Linked DNA regions of Homo sapiens: region 2 is linked to region 1. Evidence: chromatin loops called from intact Hi-C (ENCODE). Cell type or tissue: endothelial cell of umbilical vein. All regions are shown on one strand. Links, peaks and the distances in the headings refer to the core of each region. The heading gives the core; the rest is flanking DNA. Region 1 overlaps TRPC4 (transient receptor potential cation channel subfamily C member 4). Region 2 overlaps TRPC4 (transient receptor potential cation channel subfamily C member 4).

Region 1 (11,688 bases), core at 3,727-8,726:
AATGCTATTCAAAAGCATCTCTAATCTTGCCCTAATCTACATTGAAGCATTTTAAAATTATTTAGCTTTCTTGACTTATACTATACTCTAAAGAAAGTATTTTTATAAATGTATCTCTCATGTCTTCTCTTTGATGCTGTCATTTTCTTATAACTGTTTTACATTGCTAGTTCCAACCAGTGTAAATATAAACACCTCCTCAAATCCTTTTCTGATTAAAAAAATCTCTAAATTAATTTCCCCTTTGTTTTATTCATACTCTTCTTAGAGCATTTACTGAGTTCTTACATTAAAATCATTTCTATAGTATTATACTGTGTGTGTGTGTGTGTGCGTGTGTGTGTGTGTGGAGGGAGAAAGAGAGGAATTTTCTGCTATGCTTCTAGAGGACAAAACACCTTTTTCCACCCAGCACATTGCCTTGCACATTGCTCATGTATAGTAATTATTTGTTGATTAAATGAAAGCCATTAAAGTGACTTGATTTATTGTTATAAGATTTAGTGAAGTTATCTTCTTTATTTTTTTTGTTTGTTTGAGCACCTGCGAATCTGTAATCCTAGGACATAACATCTGAAATAAGCTAAATGTACCAGCCATCTAGGGAAAAGGGGAATTTAAGTCTCTGTATACCCCAAAGACCATTTGTGTACAAATGAAAGGCTGTAACATTAGGACATTCTGAAAGAAGAGCTAGGAAAACTTAGCAAAGAAAAAGGGTGTGGGAGGGGGAGGGGGGCAGAAGTGGTATTTTGGTCTTTCTAGAGAGAGATTAGGTCCTGAGAGCAAAATCTTGAGGGGGTCACTTTAGCTTGCATTGTTTCACTATCTGTGACCGGCTCTTCCTTGTCGTCTGAGATTGACTCAGTCTCTAGTTGGAAGGCTTGGAACTCTGATTTAATGGCTTCGCCCTACAGAAATGGCAGTCACCTGTGTGCAGAATAAATCGATGTGTCATGTGTGGAATACCAACTATCCGCTAGGCACTTTGCCAAGTAGAAAAAGAATGGCAGCCGAATGTTCTAACGCTTCCAAAAGAACAGTTTGCATCTGCAGTTTTCTGCTCCAAGTATGTCAATTATTCGCTTCTTGCTAAGGAAAGTAAAATGTTGCACAGTACCGTATTCTTGTTAATACTGAACAAAAAAATTATAGTTAGCAAATAATTTTTATGTTCTAGGGCTCATAGCAGATTTTACAGTTATTATTGTATTCTAACTCTACCAGTCATATATATATATATATATATAGTTTTCTGCTTTATCAGGTTTTGGTATCAATGTGAAGCTTTCTGCTATATATAGCAGAAAAACTACCCTGAGATTTTGGAAAGTACTTGGCAAATTTTTAGAACTGAAAGTTTCAGATTAAAATTTGGTTATCATCTGATGTGACGCTGCAAATATTCATTTCTTATTTTTCTGTGTATTTCTCATGATAACTACCATGATGTTGGATTTGAAGTAAATGAACATTTGATTCACTTTGCTTGGGAGATACAGGAAATCTGTGCTCCAGTTTTCTGTCAAATACACAGTCATCTCTGTGAGGATATGAATTGCTTTATCTTCATTTTTCTTAATTCTCTACATCTAATGCAGTGCCAGACAATAGACTCAGTAAATATTTGTTGATTCAATATATGAATAAATTATTGAATCAATCAAAGTAATTATAAGCCGTTTTAAGAAAGGGAATTGCCTGAAGCTGTTGCTATATTAGAAAAATCGCATTTGCAGTAGTGGAGGGAAAGAACTGAAGATCCCGAAGACCCGTCCTTTTCTTTAGAATGGCTTACATTTTATATTAATAATTTTCTAGTAACCATAGGGTCCCCTTTTCCTTTATTAAAGCTTCTATTCTATTAGCTGGTTAACCATACAGTCTTTTGTCAGACCCTTCTCTCTCTTTCTTTCTCTCTCTCTCTCTCATTCTTTTCTCATTTCAAAACAAAAATAAAAGGTACATTTTCCTACATTTGTGTATATTTTGAATAGCATCTTCGAAAGTAAAAGCAAAAGAAGCAGGATTGGGAAGCGGAAGCCGTTAGACCCTGATGCAGAGCTGATGAATGTTCCCGCCACTGTAAACAGGAGCTCCGGAGGATACGGCTGCCTAGCAAGCCATGTCGTATGCTGAGTAGAAATAGCTGGGCCCTGTCCATCCTCTCTGCTTGCTCTTCCATTGTCCTGCATTTTAAAACTGAGGAAGAACCTGAACCGGTTAGCAGGTGGAGGCTGCTGGTAGACTACACTCTTGGTAGCCGGACAGCAAGTCCATTCTTGAAGGGGTTATGAATGCCACATCTCCATTTTCTATAGGAAGAAAGCATTCTTATTCTTTTAACGAAGAAAACTTCACATTGATACCAGAATCTGATAAAGACAGCACAGTGAAGATTAGAAATCCATCTCCCGTAGGAAAATCGATTCCAAAATATTTCTCATAAGTGGGAGTTGAACAATGAGAACACGTGGACACAGGGAGGGGTACATCACACACCGGGGCCTGTCGGAGGGTTGGGGGCTAGGGGAGGGATAGCATTAGGAAAAATACTTAATGTAGATGACGGGTTGATGGGTGCAGCAAACCACCATGGCACGTGTATACCTATGTAACAAACCTGCACATTCTGCACATGTACTCCAGAACTTAAAGTACAATAATAATTTTTTTAAAAATTGCCAAAGTAAAAACATTATGCATTTGACCACGTGGAATTCATTTCAGGAAAGTCAGAATGTTTCAATATTCCGAAACTTATTAATATAATTTGCCATACTTTTAGGACTAAGGAGGATAATTATATGATTATATCCATTGAAACAGAAAAGGCATTAGACAAAATTCAACACTCATTTTTGATAATAAATAAAAAAGTTATTTGCAAATGGCATAAATATAATAAATAAAACCAACGTAATTGCAGTGGGCAGACAAGTTGGTATCAGTGCTTAAGAAAACTGTGTGACACAAAAACTCTGTACCTAGAAACAAAATCAACATACATGTACGTTATTCCTTCATGTTCAAAACAGAAATAAAATCTTCATAAGAGCAATATTCTTAATGGCCCCAGACTGGAAACCATAAAAATGTCATTAACAATGAAATGAAATAAAATAGAAATTGAAATATTTCGCAGAATTGAAGCAACAGTTTTTGCTACTAACAAAGGAATATATTTCAAAGAGCTAAAGTTGAACAAAGAAAGCTAGACATAAAGAGTACATATTTTGTGATTCTATTTATATAAAATTTTCAAAGTGTGTGAAAGTTACTTATACTGATAACCATTAAATCTGTGAGTATATCTGAGAAAAGTAATAACTGAGAAGAGTAACAAGTGGGAGGCTTGTGAGGTGCAGGCACTCTCAGGTTTTAATCTGGGTTGTGTTACCTAAGCATGTTCAGATTTTTAAAAGTCATCAAGCTGTATATTAATATTTATGCATTTTACTATATGTATGTTATACTTTAATAACAAGTATAAAACGAATAGTGATAGCAATGAATCACAATATATTAAATAAAAGAAAGAATTCATGGGGTCATAGCAATATCCAACAACAAAAAGGAGAAGATGGAGAACTTTCATACACAGAAGAATGCAATATAATAAATGTAGAAGTGATGAGAGAATAAGAAAACCTCAGACTTTCAAAAACCATGTAATAATTGATGTAGGCATATAGTTAGTACTCCGTAACAGGCAATTATTTTCTTAAAACACTTTTGTTCTGTTTTTATTGTCTTCATGCAATCGGAGAGGACCCAAACCTGTCCCCTGAGACCTAGATAAACACTAATATTTTGCCTGCCTGGCTGAGTCAGGGTCCCAGCAGAGTCCCCCACGGAGTCCAGCTAAGACAATCAGTTCCTGATGTCTAACAATCTATGACCAGCTGGGTGCCAGGCAATTAATGGTAAAGACAACATATAATGTTAAATTTCGAATACATTTTAGAGTAAGAGTAAGCTCTAAAATAATTATAATTATGTAATTTAAAAATAGTTATTTACTGTATTAGTCCGTTTTCACTGTTCTATAAAGACACTACCTGAGACTGGGTAATTTATAAAGGAAAGAGGCTTAATTGACTCACAGTTCCATATAGCTGGGGAGCCCTCAAGAAACTTATAATCGTGGCAGAAGGCAAAATGGAAGCAAGGCACATCTTACATGGCAGCAGGAGAGAGAGAGAGCAAGAAAGGGGAAGTGCCAGACACTTATCAAACAGCCAGATATTGTGAGAACTCTCTATTACAAGAACAGCATGGGAGAAACCATCCCCATGATCCAGTCGCTGCTCACCAACTATATCCCTGTATACATGAGGAGTACAATTCAAGATGAGATTTGGGTGAGGACACAAAGCCAAACCATATCATTACTGACCAACCAATTGACCATTCAACAAACCAGTGCAATGGTTTATTGAGTATTAAAACTCAAACAGCAGATTTATTCTTGGTATATTCTCACATATTTTAATAAACTTACTGTATCTCTCTTTAATACTTTTACACTGTTATTTTTTGAAAAAAATGTATGCTATTCAGTATGGATATACTATACTTATTTTTAAAATAAAATTTTCTGCAATATTCTACAAAGATATATTTTATGGTTAATGAATTTGAAATTCTTAATGAGATTTGGGTGGAGACATAAAGCCAAGCCATATCATTACTGACCAATCAATTGACCATTCAACAAACCAATGCAATGGTTTATTGAGTATTAAAACTCAAACAGCAGATTTATTCTTGGTATATTCTCACATATTTTAATAAACTTACTATATCTCTCTTTAATACTTTCACACTGTTATTTTTTTGAAAAAAAATGTATGCCATTCTGTATGGATATATTATACTTATTTTTAAAATAAAATTTTCTGCAATATTCTATAAAGATATATTTTATGGTTAATAAATTTGAAATTCTTAACAGCTTAAAAAGCATAGAAATCCAAGATGAAATTGTACTGAATCCAGAAATTGCCTTCAAATTACATGTCACTTAAACATACATCTAATATAGGAAATTATTTAGTTACATTGTTTTGTCTTCCCTCATTGTCTGCCACAGAAAACACTAAAAGTACAGTAGTCTCCTCATATCCAAGGTTTTGCTTTCATCAGTTTCAGTTACCAATGCTTAACTGTGGTCCAAAAACATTAAATTGAAAATTCCAGAAATAATACATAAGTTGTAAATTTTGCACCATTCTGAACAGCACGATGAAATCTCACGTTGTCCCACTCCATCTCACCTGGGACGTAAATTCTCACTTTGTCAGGCAAATGCACACTGAAACCATTTCCCAAACCTTAGTCACTTAAGAGCCATCTTGGTTATCAGATTTACTGACACGAGATTGCAGTACTTGTGACCAAGGAAACTTTATTTACCTTCACAGTGGCCTCAAAGTGCACAAAAGTAAAACACTATCTTAACAGGCAGTGTGGTCACCCTAGTACTCATAAGCACATTTCAAAAAGTGTTTATTACCATCTTCACTATTAAATAATTGCATACCTCTGTAAAGGATATTTTAAATCGATAATTTCATTCCTATTATCTTTAGTGTTTCTCATGAAACCAATGGATATCCTATATGGCCAGATGACTTTAAAATGTGTGTAATTGTCCACATATAAAAATGTACCTATATTTAAAAGTAGCATTAATGAAGTGTCATCATGAGTGTCGTTTTTCTCCATATGGTTTTCCTCTGATCCTTTTGTGGTTTCCTTCATTTTTCCAGCAGCATATTTCAATGTGACGTGAGTCATCATTTTTTTTTGCCATGCCTGTTTAACTGCCCTTATGTAGCATTAACTTTTCATAAATGCCTCTATGGCTTTGTGCCAGCAAAAATAAATAAACTAAAAGTGCTAAAGCAACATAGTGCAGTGCAATTCACTCAGGGTTGGGTGTCAGACAGGTGAACCTGTGTTTATTATATAAGGTCTTTAAAGTATGTGGAAATTGCAGATCAGATTGTAGACCTTCCACTTACTCACTGAGGAACTACATCCATAAAATGTGAATAATAAAGGGTGAGGGTTAATGTACCTGGCAGATGCTTACTAAATGGCGGCTATTATTATTTTCATCATTACCATCCCTAGAGTATAACCCAAAGGAAATCGTGCATAAACACATTGGTGACCTGATTCAGTGGAATTCACACTGCTGACTCGACTCAATGCTTGCTTATTTCTAATAAAACAGTAATGCTAGTTATGGAGCACCTCTTGTCATCTGGAAAATATACCAGAAAAGCACAGATGAAAAGAGGAAGCATGAGGCCAGCCCACTTATTTTTGCTGCCACATTTAGTCACTAGGCTGAATGATAGGAAAGCAGAAGCTAAAACACAGTAAAAACAAACAAAAGACAAAACCTAATTGAGGAATTAAAGGACTTCTACTGCAGAGAAAGAGCTTGGGTTTAAAACAAATCATTAGCTGTTTTTGAGTGTATTTCTTGATTATTTTGGACCTCAACATCTCTGAGAAAGCAAAGAAAATAGTGTCAGCTGGAAAATAAGTTGGGCTTATTTAAAAGAAATAAAGACATTCATCAAGTAAAGAGTTTCCATAACCACCTATTTTAAGATGCTGTAAAATGTCATAATTCAGATTAAAAAAAGAATAATGCATCATATTGGAAAGTTTTTTTTTCCAATTTTGTCTGGTCTTTTTGTAGGGGAAAAGACCATATCTCTCCTACAAAAAAAAAAAAACCCGGCCAAGGACATATAAACCCTGTTCCATATTGCTATAGCATGGTGTATGAAATTCACAGACTTGAACAAAAGAATAAATATTCATCACCTCTGCCTTTTTTTTTTTTAGGTGCCTCCTATACTCCTTGATAAGCAGTTCTCTGAATTCACTCCAGACATTACACCAATCATTTTGGCAGCCCATACAAATAATTATGAGATAATAAAACTCTTGGTTCAGAAAGGAGTCTCAGTGCCTCGACCCCACGAGGTCCGCTGTAACTGTGTGGAATGCGTGTCCAGTTCAGATGTGGACAGCCTCCGTCACTCACGCTCCAGACTCAACATCTACAAGGCCTTGGCCAGTCCCTCTCTCATTGCACTGTCAAGCGAAGATCCTTTTCTCACAGCCTTTCAGTTAAGTTGGGAACTTCAGGAACTGAGCAAGGTGGAAAATGAATTCAAGTCGGAGTATGAAGAGCTGTCACGGCAGTGCAAACAATTTGCTAAGGACCTACTGGATCAGACGAGAAGTTCCAGAGAACTGGAAATCATTCTTAATTACCGAGATGACAATAGTCTCATAGAAGAACAAAGTGGAAATGATCTTGCAAGACTAAAATTGGCCATTAAGTACCGTCAAAAAGAGGTGAGTGTTGCCAGACTTGATCCATCAAAATGCCATAGAGTTTAATCACAGTGAAGCAAACTGCTACTCACAAAATTAGTTTTGGGTTTTAGAGCATTTTCTATTCAGCTGTAAGTGGATGACATTTATTGTCTACCGGATTAATAATTATGAATCACATTGAAGAGTGGTAATAAATGGTTTAATAATTGATGTTTTTGGCCTCTGTCTTAAAATGTACACATTGACTGTGGTATAATGGAAAAACTAATGAATTTTAGTATGTCCAGACTGAGATTTCTGGCTCTGCTATTTATAAGTCTTGTAACTTTAGGGGGTCACAGATAGATTTCCTTAAGCTTCAGTATTCTCACCTGCTGAATGGATTTAATATTTGAAATTATATATATATATATATACGTATATATACATATATACGTATATATATACATATATACGTATATATAAGTGTGTGTGTGTGTGTATATATATATATATATATATATATATATATATATATACGCATATATATATATAAATAATCAGCCTTCTGTATCTGCAGGTTCCGCATCCTTGGATTCAACCAAATGTGGATGGAAAATGCAGCATTCATAGGATGTGGAACATTCAGATATGGAAGGCTGATTTTTTCCTATCCATGGGTCCCGTAGGGCCAACTGCTGCAGGGCTAGAGCAGCCATGGATTTTGGTATCCACATGAGGTCCTGGAACCAATCCCCCACAGATGCTTGGGGACAACTGTATATATAGACAACATTTTCCTCACAGGTTTTTAGGAAGTGTAAAATATGTGGATGTGTGAAGACTCTTAGTAAATTATATGGTATTGTTTTATTTATATCAGTAAATACTTATTATAAAGTGTTAATAAAATAAAAGACTTTAGTACAATAGCAGATGTAAGTACTAAAACTTTTCTCATATCTTGCTCATTTTTTTGATTTGTCAGGAATAAGAAACCAAGTAAGTTCATCGCAAGGGAGTAATAAATTTCTTGTAAAATTTCCATATATTAAAAATGCTGTATTAAATAACAGAATCTCATACTTCTTACCCTTAATCAGCCAGCATAATTGCTTTGTGTTTGAGTGAGTTCTCAAAAGACTGTTTACATCTATCTGAAGAAAATATTGGTTCTCTGTTCACTCTTAAATGATAGTAATTATCTATTCCAGAACAATACTTGGAAATGCTATGTAAGATGAAAAGAGAAAGAGAAAAAGTGAAAGACTTCTGAATTGTAAAATGTACTCAGTTTCTTTTGAATTTGGCCTTAATGATCCCATATAAGCCCTGGCTGCTTTGTCTGTTGCTACTCACTAAATACTCAAGGTTCAAGATACCTGAACTTGCTTTCTCAATTTTTTCCTCTAGTTGTGTGATTAGTTAAGCTAATCTGGTTGTCATGGAAGCCTGAAACAAGGTGAAATGAACTTTTCCCTTAATACTGAAGTGAACAGCTTCTTTTGTGTCCATTCCCTCTAACTCTAAAATCACATTTGCTATTTTGAGTCCTTGTCAGCAGTATTAACTCATTTTCTTAGGTTTTTATGTTTTGGACTCAGAGATCTAATATTTTAAAGAAACTAGAGTAATTTTACTACACAATGATAAGATACATTGATGAAAGATGTTCAAAGTGGTAAATGGGAAGATAAGAAGTCATTGCAGGCTTTAGACTTGAAAGATATTGAAATATTGATATGGCCTAAATCTTCTTAAAGATCCATATTAGCACAGTAGTATGCTTTGCTTTCTTTAGTTTTTCTTTGGAGAAGGGGGTTTAAAGAATCGACACGATGATTGCAAAGATTTTCTCTTATGCCATAGCTGTTCACTGTTAATATTATCCTACAAATGTTGAATGGAGTAAAGTTCCCAAGATGTACAATTCATGAAATGAAACAGAGAATGCAGAAGCAGCCTGCTCTGCTCACCTGTTGCTCTTTAGGTCTCTCTGCAGCCAGTGAATGAACTCAGATTTATTTTTTGCCTGCACTCATTTTGGTCATGGCATTGAAGCTGATTTAACGTCATCTTTGGCCACAATAACTTTTGTGAAAGCCTGGGAACAAAGTACTCATAAACTCCTTTACCATATCCTCATAACAGAATGCTGTCAATGATATTGCATTAACTGAAGCTGCCAAATTCCTGTCAAAGAGTTGTTCGAGATAGAAATTGTAATTTGAATTTCTTGCATATTTATATTTATATTTTTACCTGCAAAGTAATTAATACACTTTGGTCATGCATTAATTTCCTTAATAACTGTTTCAACATATATTTCATAGAACACATTCCAGGAAATGCACGGGGCACTTGGGATTCCCAGGTGTCAGGTCTCTGCTCTCATAGAGCTTATAGCCTATTAGGAGAGACAATGAAACATTGAATATATATTCTCCATTTTGTTCCTGAACCACTAAAAATGTTCTTCCTTACTGAACGTGTTTTCTTTGCTTATGTTCTTCTGTATATGTTATAAATATAAAAAGTGGTTTCAATGTCAAAACCTATGAAAAAGCCATAACTCTAATCCCATCTTCAGTATCTAAGAAGCAAAGCAATGGAAGGCATTTAATAATTTCCAACACTTCTCTCAAGATGTTTGTATTCTTGCTAATATGAAGTTATGGAAGGGTGATAAAGCCTAATAATACAAGATAAAACATAACAAAAAACATATAGCATGTAACAAAAAAATAAGAATTGGTGCTATTTTTTAAAAGACACTTTTCTTGTAGATATGGGGTCTTGCTATGTTGCCCAGGCTGATCTCAAACTCCTGGGTTCAAGCAATCCTCCCCAAAAGATACAATTTTAAAAGACATTGTATTGGGATTTTTTTCCTTTCAAAATGTTTTGAGATTTCAATGGAGAAAAAAATGAAAACGAAATTCTTACAGAGTTGTTCTGGAGTATCTTGCATTTACTATCAAAGAGAATATTTTTCTCTGATTGAAGATTTTCCCAAAGCAAAATAACATTGGATAACTGATAGCATTATTTAAAAAATTCAGGAATAACATTTTACTTTCATATATACCTTTTAAAATCATAAGTTGTGTTTTACCGCATGTATTCTTAGGTTATTCAGAAATTATTAAATTCAAATATTAAAGGTTTTCTAGTAAGATCATGTGCCTTAAAGAAAATTCTGCTTTAGCATGTCTTGCTTCATATCTTTCTTACCAAAAGTTTTCCTTGGTTTGGTCTAAATAAGTCTGAGATTTATCTTTAGTCCATCTCTCAGGATTTGGAATGCTTTCTCATTAACCTTCATTCACATAGCTAAGTCCTGCACACTCTTTAAAGGTCATCTCACGTCTTGTCTCACCGCAGGAGCATTCTATGAAGCAAACCCCTCCATAGACTCTCTTGGATAAATGTCCTCATTATACACACCCTATATTGCATTGTGTTATTACTTTTCCATCTCCTCCTCTAGGCAGTGTCAGGAACACATCCATCTTACTCACCAGTCATACTGTAGCCCCTGACATACAGAAGGTGCTCAGTAATGAATGCACCTGAATGAAGTCACAGATGCTCTTAGATCTGGATGGTTCCCTGCATGTTTCTTTGCCTGAATAAATTGCACTATTTGGGTTAATCTCCTAATAACAGATTCCTTATGAATCAACATATTAAAACAATTAATGTTGGCAGGATTTGATTGCAGACTTGTTCTGGTACTTCTCTAATCTCATCCAAAGAGAAAGCTCTGTGTTAATTTCATGCCATAGATATTTTTACATTTTCATTTTATATATTCTTTCTAAGCAGCAGCATCATAGAAAGAAGAATTGTATTACTTCTATTAATTCTAGGCTAATGATGCTGCAATTGTACTGATCATATATTAGCAGAACAAACATCTTCTATCAATTCAAATGAATGTATTTTAGCAACTGGGTTAAGTTGTTTACATGGTTTATTATATTAAACCTCCAAATACACTTCTGAAGTATGAACTATTTGTTGCTGTTTTTTTTTTTTCATGAAAAAATCGGAGTCACAGAGGGTTATATAATGTGCAGTGTTACTCTGTTAAATATTGGGGCCAGATTGCAAATCCAGATCTTAACTACAAAAACTTGGCTCTAACCATCACACCATATTGCCTCCACCCAGACATCATCCTGCTGAACACTGGGTAAACCTGAGAAAACTGACGCTGCTAGCCTAGTTTTGTTGAGCACATGAATTTATTTCATGACTCAGCTCGCCCGTAATGAAAGCCTTGCATTTTGACATGAAGTTTTCTTTGCTTTCACGTTGTGATGAAGCACTTGA
Region 2 (11,688 bases), core at 3,070-8,069, 65 kb after region 1:
CAACATAGTGAAACCCTGTCTCTACTAAAAATACAAAAATCAGCCAGGCATGGTGGCAGGCACATGTAGTCCCAGCTACTCGGGAGGCTGAGACAGGAGAATCGCTTGAACCTGGGAGGCAGAGGTTGCAGTGAGCCGAGATTGTGCCACTGCACTCCAGTGTAGGTGACAGAGCAAGACTCCATCTCAAAAAAAAAAGAAAAGAAAAGAAAGAAAGAACTTTAATGAAGGCTATCATATGAATACAGCAGGAAATACTTTGCTCCTATGAGAAAACAAAATGGCTGCTGAAGCGACGTGACATTGTGAGCATGCCCCAGATTATGCCACAATTAAACAGTATGCAAATCTATGCACACTGAGCATGAGGAGAAAGGTGAACTGAGGAAAAGATGTAACATAGGAGGAGGTCTAAGCTCTGTTAAAAATAGCTTCTATTGAATTCCTAGGCATAAAGTAAGAATTGCTCATAATAGCCAGATTATGCAACTTGCCTATAACACTTTATTTAGCAAATTTTTAAACAAGATTGGTTTCTCATTTCCATAATTTATTTTACATTTTTATGTTTTAAAAGGTGGATATTAACAAATCTGAACATTTCAACAAGGCCTACCAAATTGAAGATGTAGAATGAAAAGTTGGTGATAACATTTTCATCTAGATAAATATTCATAGAGTCAAATAATACTATATGGATGTATATATATGTATATATATGTGTGTGTATACACACACACACACACACGTATACGTATAACCAGTTATGGTTTTTACACATATATGTATAATCAGTTATGTGTATATAGGTACATACAGACACATATATACACATACATATATATGTATGTATACATATAGACACATATACACACGTGTGTATATATACGTGTGTGTGCGTATATATATAATTCTTCCTGTCTTGTGACCATTTTTTCATCTTTTGTCTAAAGTCATTAAGATCAAATGGCTTCATATTTTCAGCCTCACCGCTGAATTTCCCATCCCCTCAAGCAGCTCCAAACAATATTCTCACAATTATAAGAAATATTCGTATTACTTTCCCCAGCTCCTCCCTTGTCGTGGTGCTCAAATAATCTTAGCAAACTAGCTTCAGACACACACAGACCCTCAAACACAAGCTGCAGACTACCCATTTATTAATTTAAAATGGATATTTTAATTTTTGAGGAAATCAGATAGTACAGTGCGACATATGACCCTCATTTTACTATTTATCAGTGGGAAAAAATATTTTAACATCATCTTCATGGAATTATAAAGACTAATGCAGTAATATCTCAAACAATGAGATATTAATGAAGATTTCAGTTATTGTGTGTGCCCCTATTAATGCTGAACACATGATTTCTTTATTGGAGGGAAATGAACTCTTTTTAGGCCATGACAGTGCAATATAAATTTGATACACAAAAATTGAAATTTACAGGCCTTCAGAGAATGTTTGAAAACATGGTTTAGATGGTTCAAGGGAAGAGGGGAAAAGACAGGAAAAGAGGAGTAGATACCAAGAAAGAAAGAGTCAAAGTTAAAAAAAAAAATGAGATTCTTGAATTAGTCTTCATTAGCACAGAGTAACAATAGTAGTAGTAGTAATCGTAGTAATAATAGTAGAAACTGAAAAAATTAGGCACTGTGCTGAGTAATTTAAATGCATTCTTTTGTTCGAACTTCACAGTAACTCTGTTCCACTTAATCATAATAAATGATGTTAATGTCTCATTTCACAGAGAGGAAACAGGCTTAGAGAATTTACATTCCTTGCAGGGATCAAGGGATCAAGGAGCTAACAAGTGATACTAGATTCAAATTCCAGTCAATGTAAGTCTAGATCTAGATTCTTTATCCTTTCTGAGACACTCACCCAAAAGTGTGAGAGGTAGAATTTGAAAAGGCAAAAACAGCTCAGAACGTGTGTCCGTACTTAAGACTTCTTCGCTTCTATTTGCCGGCTTAGATTTTTACACAGGTGAAATTTGAATGGACCATGTTTCTGCTTCATTAAAGGTGTAATGCTCTTTAAGATGCACATTTGATATGATTTACTATTGAATATTATGTTTACCAACATACCAAACTCACCACTACCACCACCCTCACATCACCACCAGTATCATCACTGCCTTTTTTCTAATCTAAAACATATTATGTGTGACTTTCTAGCACTAAAAGAAGCAATCCATTCCAAGAAAGAAAGAATAAGTCCTTTGATATGACCTAGAGATGTTTCCTTTTTTGCTTTCCATGTATTAGTTGCTATGTTCTAAAGTTAAATTTATTTTCTTCAAGGACATTATTATTTTTTAAATTTCTGTGTGTGTGTGTGTGTGTGTGTGTGTGTGTGTGTGTGTGTGTAAGGGGTACTCAGGAAAATCGAAAGAAATAAATATATTTCTTTGTGCATATTTATTTTTAAAATGTTCAGAAGTTTGTATTAAGTGGAAGGTGGTAATTTTCATAGTGAAAATATTAATATTCACTTATTCGAAACTATATATTAGGCAACTTCTGCTGCTTATTGAAAAGGTAATGAACAAGGAATTGGAGAAATATTTATTCCTTGTCTTCCTATCTACATAAGCATTCTACTTCTTAGTTTTCATGGAAAATTTTAAATTAAATTAGAATCCTATAAAAAGAATGCTCCTACACTGATAAAATGTCTCACTTGATTTTTAAGTAACTATTTTTAGGTGATAAGCTATCAGATGATCTGGAATTCTAAAGTTCTACACTTCACTCTTACTCTGAAACTAACATGGCATCCTTTCTTGGTAAACTTAAAAATGTGTACTTCCTTAATTATATATTCCTAGTTTTTTTTCTCAAAATGTTAAAATAATGGTGTCAAAACCCATAGTGGTTTAAGCATTTTTAGATGCCTTCCAACTAAGAATATTTAACATTCACTGTCTCTTTATGTCAGTGTTTTTTGAAGTATGGTCTGCTGACTAAAATTATGGTTACTGTAGATTCTTATGACAAATTCAGATTATGGTTGGCTGATTTAGAAATTCCAAAAGTATTTTAAACATTAAAGACTGAGAAACAATTCTGGAAGTCAAATTTCATAATCATATAATGGTTTTATTAAGGATCTTCAACATATTTGAATCTAGACATGAAATGGTTTTACTTCTTTCTATCACTCTCCTTGGCCACCTTATATCAAATATCCTTTCCTTGTTCCCGAATGATATCACTATCGGTTATCATAAATTTTCTGAAATTTCAAGTTATTTAAAAGTAGGCTATGTTCAGTTTAAAACTCAAATTTTATAAGCTTAAAGATCTTCTCTTCCCAATAAAGGCCTGACCCATGGCTTGAAGGATCTGGAATTGTCCATCTCTTACACATCCTTTAACTCCAACACTGGAATTCAAGGTGGGATATAGGCTCTTCATGCTTCCTCACTCCTGTTGCTTTAGGGACGATGGGGAATGGGAGAAGCTAAATGTCCTGACTTACCTGGCACCCTGGTCAGAGCTCTTTCTTGGTTGGTTGTCCTGCCTCTCTGGCTATTACTGAGCCACCTGTGTGATGCTGACCCTCCTGAGGGGTGCACGGCTGTTCTTTGAGAGCCCTGTTGTGCCTCCACACTGCATAGTTCTCTGAGTCAGAGATTCAACTCTTCCAGGAGTCTTCCAGTCCCTCCACTCCTGTAACCAGCAGTCAATCCCTAACGAGGTCCTGGAACCCTAACAAATCCCTCTTGAGTCCTGGCAAGAAGGCTCAAACCCAGCCTTTTCTTCTAATATGCACTTACCTCACAACAGCATCACAGAACCTTACCACATTAAAAGACAGAAGGCCAGACTGCCATGGGCTACCCTATGGCCAAACCTCACTGTTTTCCATTTTCTGTGATGAGCTGAACCCAGGGGGAGATGAGCAAGCCACCTGCCCAAACAGATGCCCCAGCAGGGGTGAGGTAGTAGTTCCTCCTTGTAGAAACTCCCAGACTTTATGAGGGATTTTCTTGGAGTCTCCCTTAGACTTGACTTAGGGAGGCAGTAGTATTGGTGAGGAAACACCCTTACCTGTCCTTCTGGTATTCCCTTTTAGCACAAAAACTGCACTGTCCTGGCTGGGCTGCCGACGCCTGTAATCCAAGCTCCCTCCTTGGAAGGCCAAGGTGGGGAGATTGCTTGATGCCAGGAGTTCAAGACCAGCCTGGCCAACATAGAGAGATTTCTTTTCTACCAAAAAAAAAAAAAAAAAAAAAAGATAGCTGGGCATGGTAACATGTGCCTCTAGTCCTTGCTCCTCTACCCAGGAGGCTGAGGTGGGAGCATTGCATGAGCTCAGGAGTTTGAGGATGCAGTGAGATATAATGCACCACTACACTGCAGCCTGGGAAACAGGGTGAGACTCTGTCTCTAAAAAATAACAACAACGACAAAAACAAAACAGAAACCTTGCACTCCCTGACCTCATGGCTCTCTCGCTATCTGTCTCCCCAGGTCTACCTCTGTTACAGATTACGGAAGGAGAGGGCTAGGTGGTTGGGAACAGATAGGGTCCTGATGCCTCCTAGTAGGCCCTGGAAGGAAAAGTTTGGCTACAATTTTCTGTAAACTCTTTTCAGAACATGGATGCTTGGGGTCCTTGTCCTCATCTTTGTTTGAGTTTTAAGTATACTGCTGAGAACAGGAGCTGCCCCTTAACTGAGTGCCTCTTAGAGGTCCAGAACAAGTGGGTTTCTACTGAATAAAAGACTTCCTTTAAATTTATCTTTGAACAGAAGCAGATTTTTGATGAGAGACTACTTTTATATTCCCTGATTTGAAAATCAAAAAACAAAACAATACAAAACTCCAGCAGGGAGGAAATTTTTGTGTTCTTTTATCTTCATTGATTTGATACCACAACATAAAGCTCAGTGTTCTGTGAAGAGACTTCCAAGGTCAGGCCCCCGACAGCTTTGCGGCTTAAATAAGAGACCCCTGGAGGTTGCCATAGGTGAAAAGGTGACTTGCTTTTTGTTTGGGGTTGTTTACTATTGGTGTAAGTACGGACAGTAAGAAAGGGAATGACAGGAGATCTATTTGCAGAGTTACACATTTGTCACATGTAATTGGTGCTGTTAAATGTGGCATCTGAGCATTGCCTACCCCATCACATCCTCACAGCCAGCTTCGCAGGACATAATAGAACATTCAAATAGCCCTGAGTGAAAACTGTTATGGGAAAGGTAGAAAAAAATAGTAAAAACTTCCAGACATCTACAAATATTTTTAAAAGGAAGTTCTCTGACTCATTTGCACTGTGATCTTTCCTTTGTTGGTCCCCACAGTCTTGACATCAATGCTTGTAATTAGGCCTCCATCACGACTCTGAGAAATCATGTCTTCTGTTTATAAACAGCAAAGAGCAATTTCGAAATGTTCCCATTGCGGGAACAGGATAAACATTTTGTGACAGAAGCTGTCTTAATCTTTGTTCTCTTCAGGCTTTTTAGTTACCATGGATAATTTACTAGCTGAATTCGTTTTTTATTTAGTTAATAGCACCCTCTGGTTTTTCTAAAGGCTTGTTTCTTCAAAAATTCAGTAAATGTTGCCAGAATAAATGAAACTGGCCATTTCGCTACCATGCTTATAACAAACATAAATCCACAGTCATCTGACAGGTATGTGGTGACTAGAACTATAAAAAGTGATATTCAATCTGGAACAATAACAAAAAAAAAAGATACCAACACATTACCACATTAGCCAACAGACATTGATTGGCAATCTTATCTATAGCTCAAGTTTAAACAAAATGATGACATGAGTTTCCAGTTTTATCAGGATCTCTGTTTTTCCCACACATTTGTGCCTTTCAAAGGTCAGAAGTGAAGTAAGATTTTGGGTGGTCAAGAAAATCAGATTTAATGTCTCCTCCTTGATCTCCAGAGGAATTGTAATATATCAGCATTGTGAGTTTTGCTTAGAGGTCATCTAGTCTAAACTTACAGTTGAAGTTTCATCTCCTTTAACCCATCGGACGAGAACAGAGTCTGCTCAGCTATGAAGGAAGTCGAAATAAAATGTTGACTTGTACTGAGCTCATAACTTCTTCTTTATACCTCCTTCCCAAAGCCTTTCTTCCTTTATGTAAATCCTCACAAAATATTTGAATTTCGCTATTTCGATGACTGTTAATAATCACATTTGACTTTCCAGTTTAGTAGCAGCAGGTATAAAGATAATAAAGTTTATCTGTCAGACATAATGAAATATAAATGCTCTGGTTAGCAAGTACTTTAAAATATATTTTATTTCATGATACATACAAATCTGAAAGCAACCGAATTATAAATTCATTAAGTTGGAATGAACTTTAAAGATTACGTAGATCAGTCTCCACTCGCTGCTAGAATTTCTCTGGCTTAAAGACAGCCTCTGGATTGGAATCTCTATGTCACAGGGTAATCCATTCCAGTTTTAGAGCAACTCTAATTGCCAGAATATTCTTCCTTACATTTGGCAAGAAGCTGCCTTTCTATGCTTTTCTTATCAAAGATCCAATTTCTGCTTTGTGGGGCAGACCAGAGCAAGTCTGTGCCCTCTTGTACAGGGCAGTTTTTCATCTCTCATGGCAGCGATTGTGATGACTGCTTTTGGTAAAATTGTCACAATCCTAATAGGAAGAAGCAATCGTTGGCAATTTATGCAGTTAGGATAAAATCATACTTTGTAAAAGCCATGTAATCCAAACCTCTGTTTTTTGAAGTGAACGGAAACCTAGAGAGGCTAAGCTAAGATTCTAAAGCTGATTGCTCGTTGAGTTGAGCCTGGCCGCTTGATCACCTAACGTAGACTAGCTCTTATCACTATGCCTTCTGGTGAAAAATTAACTTGAAATGCATTTGCTAAATCAATGATTGCATGCACATATCTAATATCTGGGAATTGGCAGTGTCAAGCAAGACAAAACAAATAAGCAACATTGTACCAAGCTCATAACTTCTTCTTTATACCTCCTTCCCAAAGTCCTCATTCTGTCTTCTGAAGCACATAACTCTGTGCCTTGTAAACTCTCAGGAATAAGAAAATGTTGTCCAAGTGCACTGCATTTAGGAGATTCTGATCCAGTCGTGCTTTCTTCATTAACTGGTGGCATCACATTCTTGTTTACGCTGCCTCTTTGGGCCTTAGTTTTCTCATGCAGGCTGTGGTTGTCTATTGAATTCTGCGTCTGTAGCCAGGTTAGTAGGAGAAAGCACCATAGGTATGGAAAAAAATGTGTGCCAAGCATTTTTTCGCACTGGATATTTTAAATTCTAAGTTTCCCACCAGCTCTAAAATGCAGTGCAGGCATCATATCTTACTTAGTTCTGATATACTCCTTTCTCCAATATGGAGGTAGTAAATATTATTATCATTTTCCCAATTATGTCCCAATTCTATCTGACCTCTCATGAGAGATTTATTTATGAAAGATGACTAAAACGGGAAACTAGGATGTAAATGCCGAATTTAGAATAAAGCAGTTGTCTACAGCCAACTTTAAAAATACACTATAATTAATTTATCTGAAATCAGCTCTCATGTGAGTTATAAATTTGAATATAACAAAATATAAAAACAAAACTTTATCAATAATTTTAAATAGTCATTGTTTATTTTCACTAATTAATGATAGACCATCATGTCTACTATGCTTTTATTTCATTCAACATTTTATTATGAAAAATTTCAAACATACAGAAAATGTAAAAAATTTATAGTTACTCATATATTACCTGTAATCAATGTATTACCATAATATTTTTAATTATTTTTTCTATCACTGTATTCATTCCTCAATATCAATTTTGTAATTTTGGCTACATTCAAATTAAGTTATAACACTAACTTTTTGGAGTTGAATGCAGAGATATAAAATGTTAAAACGCATACAGTCATGTAATAACCACCACAGGAGGCAGCAAACTACGGCCCTGATATCAGATTGTTTGCCAGTTTTTTTAATAGTTTCATTGGAACACATTCATGCCCATTTATTGCAAAGCCTAAATTATTTGTTCTCTGGCCCTTTACAGAAAAGTAGTTATAAATTTTTATAAATGCCCTTGATCAAATTAATAAATTTCCCTTTTATTCACACTTTACTGAAAGTTTTTATCATGAATGCATGTTAAATTTTGTCAAATGTTTATACTGCATCTATTGAAATGATCACATTTTTTCAAAAAGCTGTTGATGGGATAAATTATGCTGATTGATTTTTAAATATTGAAACAACCTTTCATTACCTGGAAAAACATTACTTGGCCATGATTTATTATTATTTTTATATATTGCTAACTTTTATTCACTACTATTTATTGAGGATTTTTGTGCATATTTATAAGGGCTATTGGTGTGTAGTTTTAAAGAGTTTTGTCTGATTGTTTATCAGTGTAATACTTGCCTCTTAAATGTTTCTTACTGTTGTTATCTTTGCAAGAGTGTGATTAGCACTAGTATTATTTTTTCTTGAAATGTTTGGGTGAATGCACCATGAAATCAACTGGACCTGAATTTTTTTGTTGTTGGAAGGATATTAACTACCAGTTCATTTCCTTTAATAACTATAGGACTATTCAGGTTGCTTTATGTCCTCTTGAGTGAGTTTTAAAGTTTATGTCTCAGGGAAAAAAGCTCATTTAAGTTGTGAAATGTATGAGCATCCAGGTATTCATTCTAGTTGCTTATTATTCTTATAATATCTATAAGATCTATATTGATGTTCCTTCTTTAATTTCTGATATTGATTATTTATATCATCTTTTTTTGTTAATCATTCTGGCTAGCGTTTTATCAATTTTATTGACCACTTAAGAAAACTAGATTTTGTTTTCATTGATTTATCTTTCATTTTATGTTTCAGATTTTATTGATTTTTGTTACCTTTGTTATTTTCTTCTTTCTGCTTGTTTTGGTTTAAACTTGCTCTTCTTTTTATACTGTCTTAATTGAAGGTGAAATCACTGAGATGAACCCCTCATTCTTTTTTGATAAAGCATTCAGAGCTGTATATTTCCTCTAAGCACTACTCTAGATGCCTCACAAAGAGTTTTTGGTTGTATCTTCATTTTCAATCATTTCAAAATATTTTTAACTCTTCTCATGTATTCCTATTTGAGCCGAAAGATAATAGAACTGTATTGTTTAGTTGAAAAATATTTGGGGATTTTCTAGGTACATTTAATTATTGATTGGTTGTTTATTTGTGTTGTAGTCATAGAACTTACTTAGTATGATTTCAACCTAAATAAATGTGCTGAGGTTTGTTTCATGGTCCACACTATGGCCTATCTTGGTGAATGTTCCATGTGCACGAGCAAGAAATGTGTATTCTGCTGTTCTCATGTTGTTGGTAGTGTTGTTCAGGTCTTCTATATCATTACTAAATTTCTGTCTACTGGTTCTGTTGGTTACAGAGAGAGGAATGCTGAAACCTCCACTTATAATTCTACTTTTCTTTGTTTCTTGTTTCAGTTTTAATAGTTATGACATCTTGTATTATAGGGTTCTTTTGTTAACTGCAAGCACACATAGAATTTTTATATCTTCTCAGCAAATTCGCCTTTTTATCTTTATGTTATATCCCTCTATATACCTAGTAACATTGCTTCTTCTGAAATACATCTACTTTTATATTAATGTAGCCACGGGAGCTTTCTTTTCATTATTGTTTTATGTTATATTTTTATTTTTCCTTTACTTCTATGGATGAATTGTGATAGAGTTATGCCTGTACTTTTTTCATATATGATCATCTCTTTATTTTCATTAGTGTGTTTAGATCATACATTTCATTGAGTATAATTATGATATGGGTAAACTGGAAACCTACCCCCATTGCTATCTGTTCTTCGTTGCGTTTTTCCTTTTATGCCTGTTATTGGATTAAATATTTGTATAACCCTAATTATTTACATGTATAGCTCTCTACTCATATATTTTAAAATATTTAAAAGGATGCCATAGTATTTACAATATAAAATATTAATTTATTACATTCTAACTTCAAAAATATTATTCTGCTTTATGTGTAGTATAAGAACCTTATGACGGGAGGCTTGTAATTCTCATCTTCTGTGCTAATGTCATTATACCTTTTACTTTTACCTATGTTGACAATTACAATATATTGCTACAGTTTTTACTTAGGCAGTCAATTATATGTTAGAAAACTTTTAAATAAAAATAAATATATGTATTTTATATGTATAACATATATATATATACACACACATTTCTGGACATAAATCTTCATTTTTAAAAATAAATCTAACTTTCTGTCCAATATTATACACCTTCTGCCTTAAAAATATCCTTTTAGTATGTCTTTTAGTGTAGATCTGACAGGAATAAATCGTCTCAGATTTTGATTGAAGAAAAAGTCTTTAGTAAGTATTTCTTAGAGCTATTTGTGTTGTATATAGAATCCTGGGTTAACTCTTATTCTTTTTCTTTCAGCACTTTAAAGATGTTACTCCAGGCCGGGCGCGGTGGCTCCTGCCTGTAATCCCAGCACTTTGGGAGGCCGAGGCGGGCGGATCACGAGGTTAGGAGATCGAGACCATCCTGGCCAACATGATGACACCCCGTCTCTACTAAAATACAAAAAATTAGCCGGATGGGGTAGTGCGTGCCTGTAGTCCCAGCTACTAGGGAGGCTGAGGCAGGGAAATCGCTTTAACCCAGGAGGCGGAGATTGTAGTGGGCGGAGATTGCGCTACTGCACTCCAGCCTGGCAACAAAGTGAGACTCCAACTAAAAAAAAAAAAAAGATGTTACTCCATTGCCTTGTATATATTTTTTACACCCAGAAGTTTGCTGTCAGTCTTACTTTTCTTCCTTTGTATGCAAAATGTCTCTCTTTTTTCCTTTTTTTTTTTTTCTTGGCTGCTTTCGGTATTTTTTCTTTATCTTTTGTTTTTGACGGTTTGAATATGATGCATCACGGTTTGGTGTGTGTGGGTACGTATGTGTACGTGTGTTTTGGAAAGTTATTCATTCCACCTATGCAGAAGACTAGCCACAGACGTACACAGCCTTTATGCCTGAAAGTGTACATGCCTCTTCTCTTCTAAGTTAGTGTAGAGGTTTGAGGCAATAAGTCAGGAGCTGAGTTGGGTTTGGGTTTTGTTGTTGCCACCGTCAGTTTCAGTGCATCATATGCCACAGCTTAGGGTGGAAAAGAAGATTATTCTCAGTGTTCCTTCTCCACCTACAGCTTTTGATCTTCCCTGTACATCTATGCCTCAGAGGCCCTTCCTCCAGTGGTTGTCAATTGCTGATTGTTCCCTGGTGTTTGTTGGCCTCGTGATGGAGGGCAGGAAAACTCTCTGATGTCCTCATCCAGGGTCAGACTTAGGCAGGCCTATATCTGACTGCTAGGGATGGAACTTTCTCCATGATCGATGCCCTCCTTTTCATGGCAAACATGGCAGCTTATGTACAGGAAAGTTTTTCCTGTCCCTGCTCTAATGGTATTGCTGTAAACCTGAGGCTCAGGAGTGCTTTCTGTCTCTTCCACAAGGCTAAAGTGTTTTGCTCCTTAGGTGAGAGGAGCCTGGAGAGGACACTGTGCCTCTCCCACAGAAGCAGCCTCTTTTCTCCCCAGGCTTGAACTATAATATTTCTCTTGAGCTGTGGATAGGGTCCATGAAGAAGAGCATGCAA

The links. Hi-C counts contacts between places; a loop is a spot of excess contacts. Peaks named below come from ENCODE experiments on the same cell type or tissue, not always from the same donor. Only the 100,000 strongest peaks of a DNase experiment are listed, where the experiment ranks them.
Region 2: a loop joins it to region 1, with 2.2 times the contacts of the local background. A loop is called at or near these places in 1 of 110 quality-filtered maps.

Annotation. Positions count from the first base shown.
Region 1 is chr13:37,741,638-37,753,325 of GRCh38, reverse strand. TRPC4 (transient receptor potential cation channel subfamily C member 4) reads left to right here. Exons shown (of 11, transcript NM_016179.4): 3 at 6,871-7,389. Among named protein-coding and RNA genes, the nearest start is that of TRPC4, 120 kb to the left of the region's middle. RefSeq lists a silencer at 5,740-6,034. In endothelial cell of umbilical vein, for the core only: no CTCF peak of the experiment used is centred there; a DNase peak (open chromatin) is centred at 6,015; H3K27ac peaks cover 1,526 bases.
Region 2 is chr13:37,675,483-37,687,170 of GRCh38, reverse strand. All of the region lies in intron 4 of TRPC4 (transient receptor potential cation channel subfamily C member 4), which reads left to right. Among named protein-coding and RNA genes, the nearest start is that of POSTN, 83 kb to the right of the region's middle. In endothelial cell of umbilical vein, for the core only: no CTCF peak of the experiment used is centred there; a DNase peak (open chromatin) is centred at 5,280; H3K27ac peaks cover 2,117 bases.